2 separate regions of the Homo sapiens genome follow, and region 2 is linked to region 1. A link is a contact called in ENCODE Hi-C or POLR2A ChIA-PET data. All regions are on one chromosome and are shown on one strand. The core of a region is the stretch at or near the end of the contact, and the rest is flanking DNA. Distances in the headings are between cores, read along the strand shown.

Region 1 (3,984 bases), core at 507-3,006:
AAAAAAAAATTAGGCGTGTGTGGTGGCGGGTGCCTGTAATCCCAGCTACTCTGGAGGTTGAGGCAAGAGAACTGCTTGAACCTGGGAGGTGGAGGTTGCCATGAGCTGAGATGGTGCCACTGCACTCCAGCCTGGGCAACAGAATGAGACTGTCTCAAAAAAAAATTTTTTTTTCCTCTTAAGTTTCTGTTTTGTAAATTTTTATATTTTTTAATTCTTCTGGATTTTTTTTTTTTTTCCTAGACAGGGTCTTGCTCTATTTCCCGGGCTGGAGTGCAGTGGTGCTACCGTGCTATCTCGACTCACACCAGCCTCGACTTCCCTCGACTTCCTGGGTTCATATTATCCTCCCACCTCAGTCTCCCAAGTAGCTGGGACAACAGATGCACATCACCACACTCACGTCATTTTTGTCAGTCTCGCCATATTGCCCAGGCTAGGTGTGAACTCCTGGGCTCAAGTGATCTGCCCACCTCGGCCTCCCAAAGTGTTGGTATTACAGCCTCTTCTGGAATTTATTTTTCAATGTTCTTGCTTTAAATCGAAAGTCAATTAAAACCAGGATCATTGGCCGGGCACGGTGGCTCATGTCTGTAATCCCAGCCCTTTGGGAGGCCGAGGCGGGCTGATCACCTGAGGTCGGGAGTTCGAGACCAGCCTGACCAACGTGGAGAAACCCCGTCTCTACTAAAAATACAAAATTAGCCAGGCGTGGTGGCGCATGCCTGTAATCCTCAGGAAGGCTGAGGCAGGAGAATCGCTTGACCGGGGGACGCAGAGTTGCGGTGAGCCAAGATCGCGCCATTGCACTCCAGCCTGGGCAACAGTAGCGAAACTCTCATTCAAAATAAGTAAATAAATAAAAAATAAAAAAACTAGGATCATTTCTCAAATAAACTATTGGTTTGTCACTTAATTGATTTGTCACGTTTGCTTTTTATTATGTTGTACTTCTAGATTTTATCCCTGACTACTCAACTATTTGTCCAGGGTAATATAGGAGCATTACGTTAGAATATACTAGCTTTGGAGTGAGTTAAAATGTTGGTTTTCAGTAAGTAAAATTTAAGTGTCCCACTAGAAAGAGGACTGTGATTTTTCGCGGTTGGGGTCAAAGGTAACAGGAAACAAGGTAGGCAAAAAGGGGTAAAGTTTAAGGCTCTGCAGACAAATGTTAGGTGTTGTTACTGCAAAATTGAACAAAGAACAAGAATCTTGGGCTTGAAAGCCTGGACTTTTCCCTAGAAACAACCATTCACAGTGTAGGGACTGAAGGGCCAGCTGTGAGGCAGCCGAGCTAGCGCCCTATCCTCACAAAGGGAGTGAAAGACGGAGACGGGTATCGGGAAAAAAATAAGTGCTGCGTCCAAGAATTTAGGAGTCAGTCCATGTCGCAGAACAGGGAGAAGGGCTGGGAAGAAAAGGCCAGCAAGGAACCTAGGAAGAGCGGAATCTCTCGGGAGGAGGTTATGGAGGCCGCAGCGGGTGATGGGTCTCTCCTGAAGGCGACTTGCCGGGGATTCCCTATTCCGCAGTCCTCTGGGAGTCGCAAAGAGAGTTAGGAAAGGCCGTGCAGCAGCGTCGCAGCCGGGCTGGCAACGGTAGAGGAATCGGCAGTGAGGCCTCTCCCCACACCCTGCCAGCCCAACTGCCGCCGCCGCCGCCGCCGCCACCGCGGGGCCCGGGATTGGCCCGAGGGCGGCGCAGGGCGGGGCGGGGGCTGCTGGGATGCAGGCCTGAGAGGCTGGCGCGCGCGCACACGGGCGCGGGTTCGGCGGCGGCGCGCGCGTGCTCTGTCGGCCTGTGCGGCGCTGCGGCGGAGCGGGCCATGGCAGTGGGGAGGGGGCGAGTGTAGTGCTGCGCGGGGCAGGCGGGAGGTGATCGAGAGAGGCAGGGATGGGGGCGCCGGAGTGGAGCGGTTGCGGCGGCCTGGGCTGCTGACTGCGCACTTGGAATAGTAGCAGGCGGCGGCGGCGGAACGCCAGGCAGGTGAGTGCGGCGGCCGGGACCCGGATGCGGCGCGGCTGAGGGGCGGCTGGGTCGCGGCGCCGGCTGCGGTGCCCCCGGGCGTGCTGGCGGTGCGTTCTAGCTTGCCGCTACCTGCGGCGCTGGCGACTCTTGTGGTTGCACCGCGCTTCCTGCCAGCTTGGAGGATAACCGCCTACCGGCCGGTGGGGGCGTCTGGCTTGGTTGCGGCCCGCCCTGGGCTCTCCAAGGTGAGTGGCGCCCCCCGGCCCCTGGGCGGCAGAGACGCTGCCGGGCGTCCCGGGTCACTGTCGCTTTGGGTCCCGTTCCTGAGGGGCGTTTCTGTGGAGAGACGGCGTACTCGCGCCCCGCGTCTATGCGGACACCTCCGGAACTTCCCGACCCTCAGGTGCCTTTTTGCGCAGAAGTGTATTTCAGAGGCGTGGACCCAGGGTTATTAGGTTATGGACATGTTTTCGAATCCCAACGCCGCTGCTGACCAGTCCTGGGGCCTTGGGCCAAAATATCCTGATGTGTTAAATGGAAATAATAATACATACACCATAAGGTTGTTGTGAGGTTAGGCATAACTGAACAAGTGCTAAGTAAATGATACCCCTGCTGCAGCATCTCGTGTTAGCTATTGCTAATTCCTGGCTGCTGGCGTGCGTTTGGGGGCACATTTATTTCCGATCTGCTCTGGTGTTGCAGTAACCGATACTGGAGTTGCTTAATATTGGAGCCTGTTAACCTCGCAGTGGCCAAAATAGAATCCTATAGTCCCTTACTAGAATCCTGCAGTCTCTTCCCGCAGGGCTGAATTGGAACCCTGTCTCAGGTACTGAGTGGGAATTACTGCTGAAATGAAACCGAGCAAATTCGGGATTCGCTTAGGATGAAAGATGGTGGGACGTAAACTTGAAGTGCTTTGCTGTTTCATCTCAAGTGACACTTGAACTCTGCCACTTGTTACAGAGTTATAAACACACGAAGAGTATGGAAACAGACTCTTTTTTCTGCATTGCTACATCCAAAGGGAGTGACAAGTGCTTTTGTAAACATCATTGTGGGCAGTGTGACTGTCTGGTGAAGTCATGATAATTAAATGAGTACTTATTTTGAAGCACTGAATGGAAGTTTGGAGATATGATTCGTAATAAAATTGTCTCCAACGAGTCAGAGGTCTCAGCAGTTCATTAATCATTTGGGGATTTTTATGCTACATTGTAAGATTTTATGGTAAAAGCAGAACTGTTTAAGTCATAATAATGTAGCACAGGAAAGGGTGGTCAGATAAGGATCTTAACCCAGTTTCAGAATGCAGGTATGGAAGAAAGTAAAGTCTTTTTTCTGACCAGGTGCGTTGGCTCACGCCTGTAATCCCAGCACTTTGGGAGGCCGAGGCGGGCGGATCAATTGATTCCAGGAGTTCGACACCAGCCCAAGCAACATGGTGAAACCCCGTCTCTACCAAAAACACAAAAATTAGCAGGGCGTGGTGGCGGGCGCTTGTAATCCCAGCTACTTGGGAGGCTGAGGCAGGAGAATCCCTTGAACCCGGGAGGCGGAGGTTGCAGTGAGCCGAGATGGCACCACTGGACTCCAGCCTGGGCAACAGAGGGATACCCTGTCTCAAAAAGAAAAAAAAAAAATCTTTTTGAGACCGAATCTTGCTTCTTTTTTAAAAAAAAATTATTGTTGTTTTTTGAGGCAGGGTCTCGGTCTGTCGCCCAGGCTGGAGTGCAATGTCGCCATCTTGGCTCACTGCAACCTCCGCCTCCTGGGTTCAAGCGATCCTCCTGCCTCAGGCTCCCTAGTGGCTGAGACTACAGGGGCGTGCCACCACGCCTGGCCAATCTTTCAATTTTGTTTTTTTTTTTTTTTTTTTGAGACGGAGTTTCGCTTTTGTTGTCCAGGCTGGAGTGCAATGACGCGATCTCCAGCTCACCGCAACCTCCGCCTCCCGGGTTCAAGCGATTCTCCTGCCATAGCCTCCCGAGTAGTTGGGATTACAGGCAT
Region 2 (3,984 bases), core at 579-3,078, 70 kb after region 1:
AGGCATCTTCAGTATGTTGCTGAATCATTAGAATATTTCTGAATCAATTGATACTTTGAATGTGAGGGTTTTGTCCTTGAAATTGTAGATAGGGGAATTGATTTTGGAGATTGGTGTGATGTTTCTTTGTAAGTGAGGAAGGATTTTTCTATTTTTAAGCATGGGCAACTGTTAAAGGATAAAATTTTTCTTTGTAAGTGAGGAAGGATTTTTCTATTTTTAAGCATGGGCAACTGTTAAAGTAAAGGATAAAATTTTTCTTTATGATGCACCTAAAGATGGCACAAGAAAGATACTTAGCCTTTGCAGTGTATTTTGCCATTAAAAAAATTTTAAGACATTTAAAATGTGAAATATAGCACAGATATAGAAAAGTACATAAAACATAAAAACTTAGTGAATTATTCTGAAATGAGTTTTTTATTTTCTTTATACTAGAAACAATTTTCAGTCTGTTGGAGCTTGAGAAATAAATAATGGTTATCCCTTTGACATCAAGGGAGTTCTTCAGCCTATTTAAATTTAGGAGAGGATGCCTTATCCTGAAAATAGCAGTTTTATAGTCAAACATTAGTTAAAAAAATACATCATTTTCAGAAACACCTATAACATTACTGGGATTGCAACACAGTGAGGGTGCCATCTTTAAGTTATAGGTGAGATCCATTTTATGCTCTTCTTCACATGACAGGAGTTTATGTATTTGAGACATGGCAGCATTAGGCAAAGCCTGATCTATGCAAAAGAATTTTATATGTTTGTTAATATTTTTTACTTTATTCTTTTAAGGAAAGATACATGGGCTACCTGAAATGTAGGTTGAGATTTTGTAAAACCACATGCAAATAGACTTGAATGTCTGAGTTAAGTAATTTCAACTTTTTTTCTTTCGCCCCACTTCGTCTCACTCTTCCTTCCGTCTCACTCTGTTGCCCAGGCTGGAGTGCAGTGGCATGATCACAGCTCATAGCAGCCTCAACCTCCTGGGCTCAGGTGATTCTCCCATCTTAGCCTTCCAGGTAGATGGGACTACAGGTGTGTGCCATGTAGTCCCATGCACAGCTAATTTTTTTTTTTTTTTTTTGAAGAGAGGGGGTTTTGCCATGTTGTCCAGGATGGTCTTGAACTCATGTGCTCAAGTGATCCCCCCACCTCAGCCTCCCAAAGTGCTGGGATTATAGGCATGAGCCACTATACCTGGCTAGTTTTCTTAATTTAAAGAGTTGTAGGATATGTAGATATATATGGCATTTTATCTATGTATTGGTAAAATATTTTGATTTCATATAAAGGTATCACTTGCGGAGGCTGTTTGTGATATTTCTTAGAGTAAGTGCTGAAAGACTATATTGAAGATTGCAAGGTTCAAGTTTTCCTGTCAAGCATGATTTAAATCAAATTTTTAATATCCAATATAATTGTCCTACTAGCAGATTCTTTTTTTTTGGAAATGGAGTCTTGCTCTGTCATCCAGGCCGGAGTGCAGTGGCATCATCTTGGCTTACTGCAACTTCCGTCTCTCAGTTTCAAGCAATTCTCCTGCCTCAGGCTCCTGAGTAGCTGGGATTACAGGCAGCCATCACGCCCAGCTAATTTTTGTATTTTTAGTAGAGACAGGGTTTCGCCATGTTGGCCAGGCTGGTCTCGAACTCCTGACCTCAAGTGATTCACCTCCCAAAGTGCTAGTGGGATTATAGGCGGGAGCCACTGTGCCCGGCCTCCTTCTTACAAATTCTGTGGGATTTGTTACTCATTTCTTCATTTAACCATAAGTGATTATTTATTGAGAGGCTAATATGTGCCAGGAGCTAAAGAGCTAGAAATAATATGAGACTAGGGAGAGATGAGTACACAGTGAGCTTTAATACAGTGTGCTCCAGTGTTGTCACAGGTATGTCCTGGGTGCTTGAGACACACCGAGGAGTATCAGGGAAGGTTTCCAGGAATCTAGAATAATAAAATTTGGTCAGGCAATATGGAGCTGAAGACATCTTAGGAAGAGGGAATAATCTGTTTAAAGTAGGAGGCAGGAGAGAATGTGAGATATGCTGGCAAGTACCTGTGATTCAGCATGACTGGACTAAGGATCCTGTGTGTTGAATGACACATTTAGAGAGGAAGGAAAGTAGGGGCCCAATCATGAATTCATTCTCATAATTCAATTTTTAAATTAGTCTTGCTTTGTTGCCTGTGCTGGTCTCGAACTCCTGACCTCAAGTAGTTCTTCCACCTTGGCCTCCCAAAGTGCTAGGATTATAGGTGTGAGCTGCCATGCCCTGTCTCATAATTCATTTTATTTTTTATTTTACTTTTTGAGACATAGTCTCACTCTTGCCCAGGCTGGAGAGCAGTGGTGCAATTAACAGCACACTGCAGCCTCAGCCTCCTGGGCTCAAGTGATCCTCCTGCCTTAGCCTCCCTAGTAGCTAGGACCACAGGTGCATGCCACAACTCTTGGCTAATTTTTTTTTTTTTTCTTGATAGATGAGGTCTCACTATGTAGCCCAGGCTGGTCTTGGGCTCCTGGGCTCAAGCAGTCCTCCTGCCTTGGCCTCCCAAAGTGCTGGGATTATAGACATGAGCCACCACTCTTAGCCTTGTAATTCATTTTAGATATAATCATTTCATCAAGAATTTTTTTTTTTTTTTTTTGGAGATGGAGTCTTGCCCTGTCGCCCAGGCTGGAGTGCAGTGGTGCGATCTCGGCTCACTGCAACCTCCGCCTCCCGAGTTCAAGCGATTCTCCTGCCCCAGCCTCCCAAGTAGCTGGGATTACAGGGGCGTGCCTCCATGCCCAGCTAATGTTTGCATTTTTAACAGAGACGGGTTTTCACCATGTTGGTCAGGCTGGTCTTGAACTTCTGACCCCATGATCTGCCCGCCTTGGCCTCCCAAAGTGCTGGGATTGCAGGCATGAGCCAGCGCGCCTGGCCTTCATCAAGAAATTTTTGTATCTACCTTAATGCATTTTCTCTAATGGCTTAGAAATTTAGAATTTTATATCTTGGCAGTTGATGCTATAGGATGGGAGTGCTGGTGAGATGCAGTCAGTCTCTTTGAAAAGATTGCTGCTCTGGGCATTATGTCTCAGATGCCTTACCATTTCCAGCTGTCTGGTAAGGGTGAGATCCCAGAGTTTTATTTTTCTAGTTTCATGCTCTTTTATTAGTATTGTATTAATTGGGTGATTTGGTTTCAGTTCTGAGATTCTTGACAAAAATCTGTGTTGAAGAAACTAGGGACGTGTACAGGTTTATTATGTTTCTAATTCTGTGACAGAGGGCTGATGTTTCATAAACCCACCTCAATTTTAAATGCTAACTTCTGGGCCGGGCACGGTGGCTCATGCCTGTAATCCCAGCACTTTGGGAGGCCGAGGCGGGTGGATCATGAGGTCAGGAGTTTGAGACTAGCCTGACCAACATGGTGAAACCCCATCTCTACTAAAAATACAAAAATTAGCCGGGCATGATGGTGTGTGCCTGTAATCCCAGCTACTCAGGAGGCTGAAGCAGGAGAATTGCTTGAACCTGGGAGGCAGAAGTTGCAGTGAGCTGAGATCATGCCACTACACTCCAGCCTGGGTGACAGAATGAGACTCCATCTCTAAACAAATACATACATACATACATACATACATACTAACTTTCATTTTTCCTCCAGCTTTTGTTGGCAGCTCTTGGTTAGACATAGTACTTGAGTTACTTGTTCAGTAGCTGGCTTCCACCTCTGTCTTTGCATGGTGGTATTTGAATATAAGCAAAGTATATATATATATTTTTTTATTGTTGTTTTGTTTTTTTTGAGGCAGACTCTCACTCTGTTGCCCAGGCTGGAGTGCAGTGGTGTAATCTTGGCCCACTGCAACCTCCACCCTCTGGGGTCAAGCAATTCTCCTGACTCAGCCTCCCTGGTAGCTGGGATTACAGGTGCCTGCCGCCATGCCTGGCTAATTTTTTTGTATTTTTAGTAGAGACAAGGTTT

Evidence for each region. A loop is a pair of places that touch in the nucleus more often than their neighbours do. ChIA-PET counts read pairs that join two places held with the same protein, here RNA polymerase II (POLR2A). Pooled maps may share reads with other maps.
Region 2: a map of naive thymus-derived CD4-positive, alpha-beta T cell shows a loop between it and region 1 (2.4-fold over the local background). The contact joins the enhancer-like site here to the promoter of PIK3CB in region 1. A Hi-C loop is called at or near these places in 28 of 168 maps with a recorded cell type or tissue (A673, CD14-positive monocyte, CD4-positive, alpha-beta T cell and 20 more) and 21 of 50 pooled maps. POLR2A ChIA-PET finds 5 or more read pairs at or near these places in 10 of 52 experiments (GM10248, GM12878, HEK293 and 7 more).

The regions. Positions count from the first base shown.
Region 1 is chr3:138,832,700-138,836,683 of GRCh38, reverse strand. It overlaps PIK3CB (phosphatidylinositol-4,5-bisphosphate 3-kinase catalytic subunit beta), which reads left to right and starts at 1,756. Exons shown (of 24, transcript NM_006219.3): 1 at 1,756-1,989. RefSeq lists a silencer at 1,520-2,259.
Region 2 is chr3:138,762,780-138,766,763 of GRCh38, reverse strand. All of the region lies in intron 2 of PIK3CB (phosphatidylinositol-4,5-bisphosphate 3-kinase catalytic subunit beta), which reads left to right. Among named protein-coding and RNA genes, the nearest start is that of PIK3CB, 70 kb to the left of the region's middle. Within about 2 kb of position 1,828, at least 2 of the 41 ENCODE cell types and tissues checked have a DNase peak (open chromatin) inside an H3K27ac peak, as active enhancers do; they include mammary epithelial cell, where a contact is called at or near this core.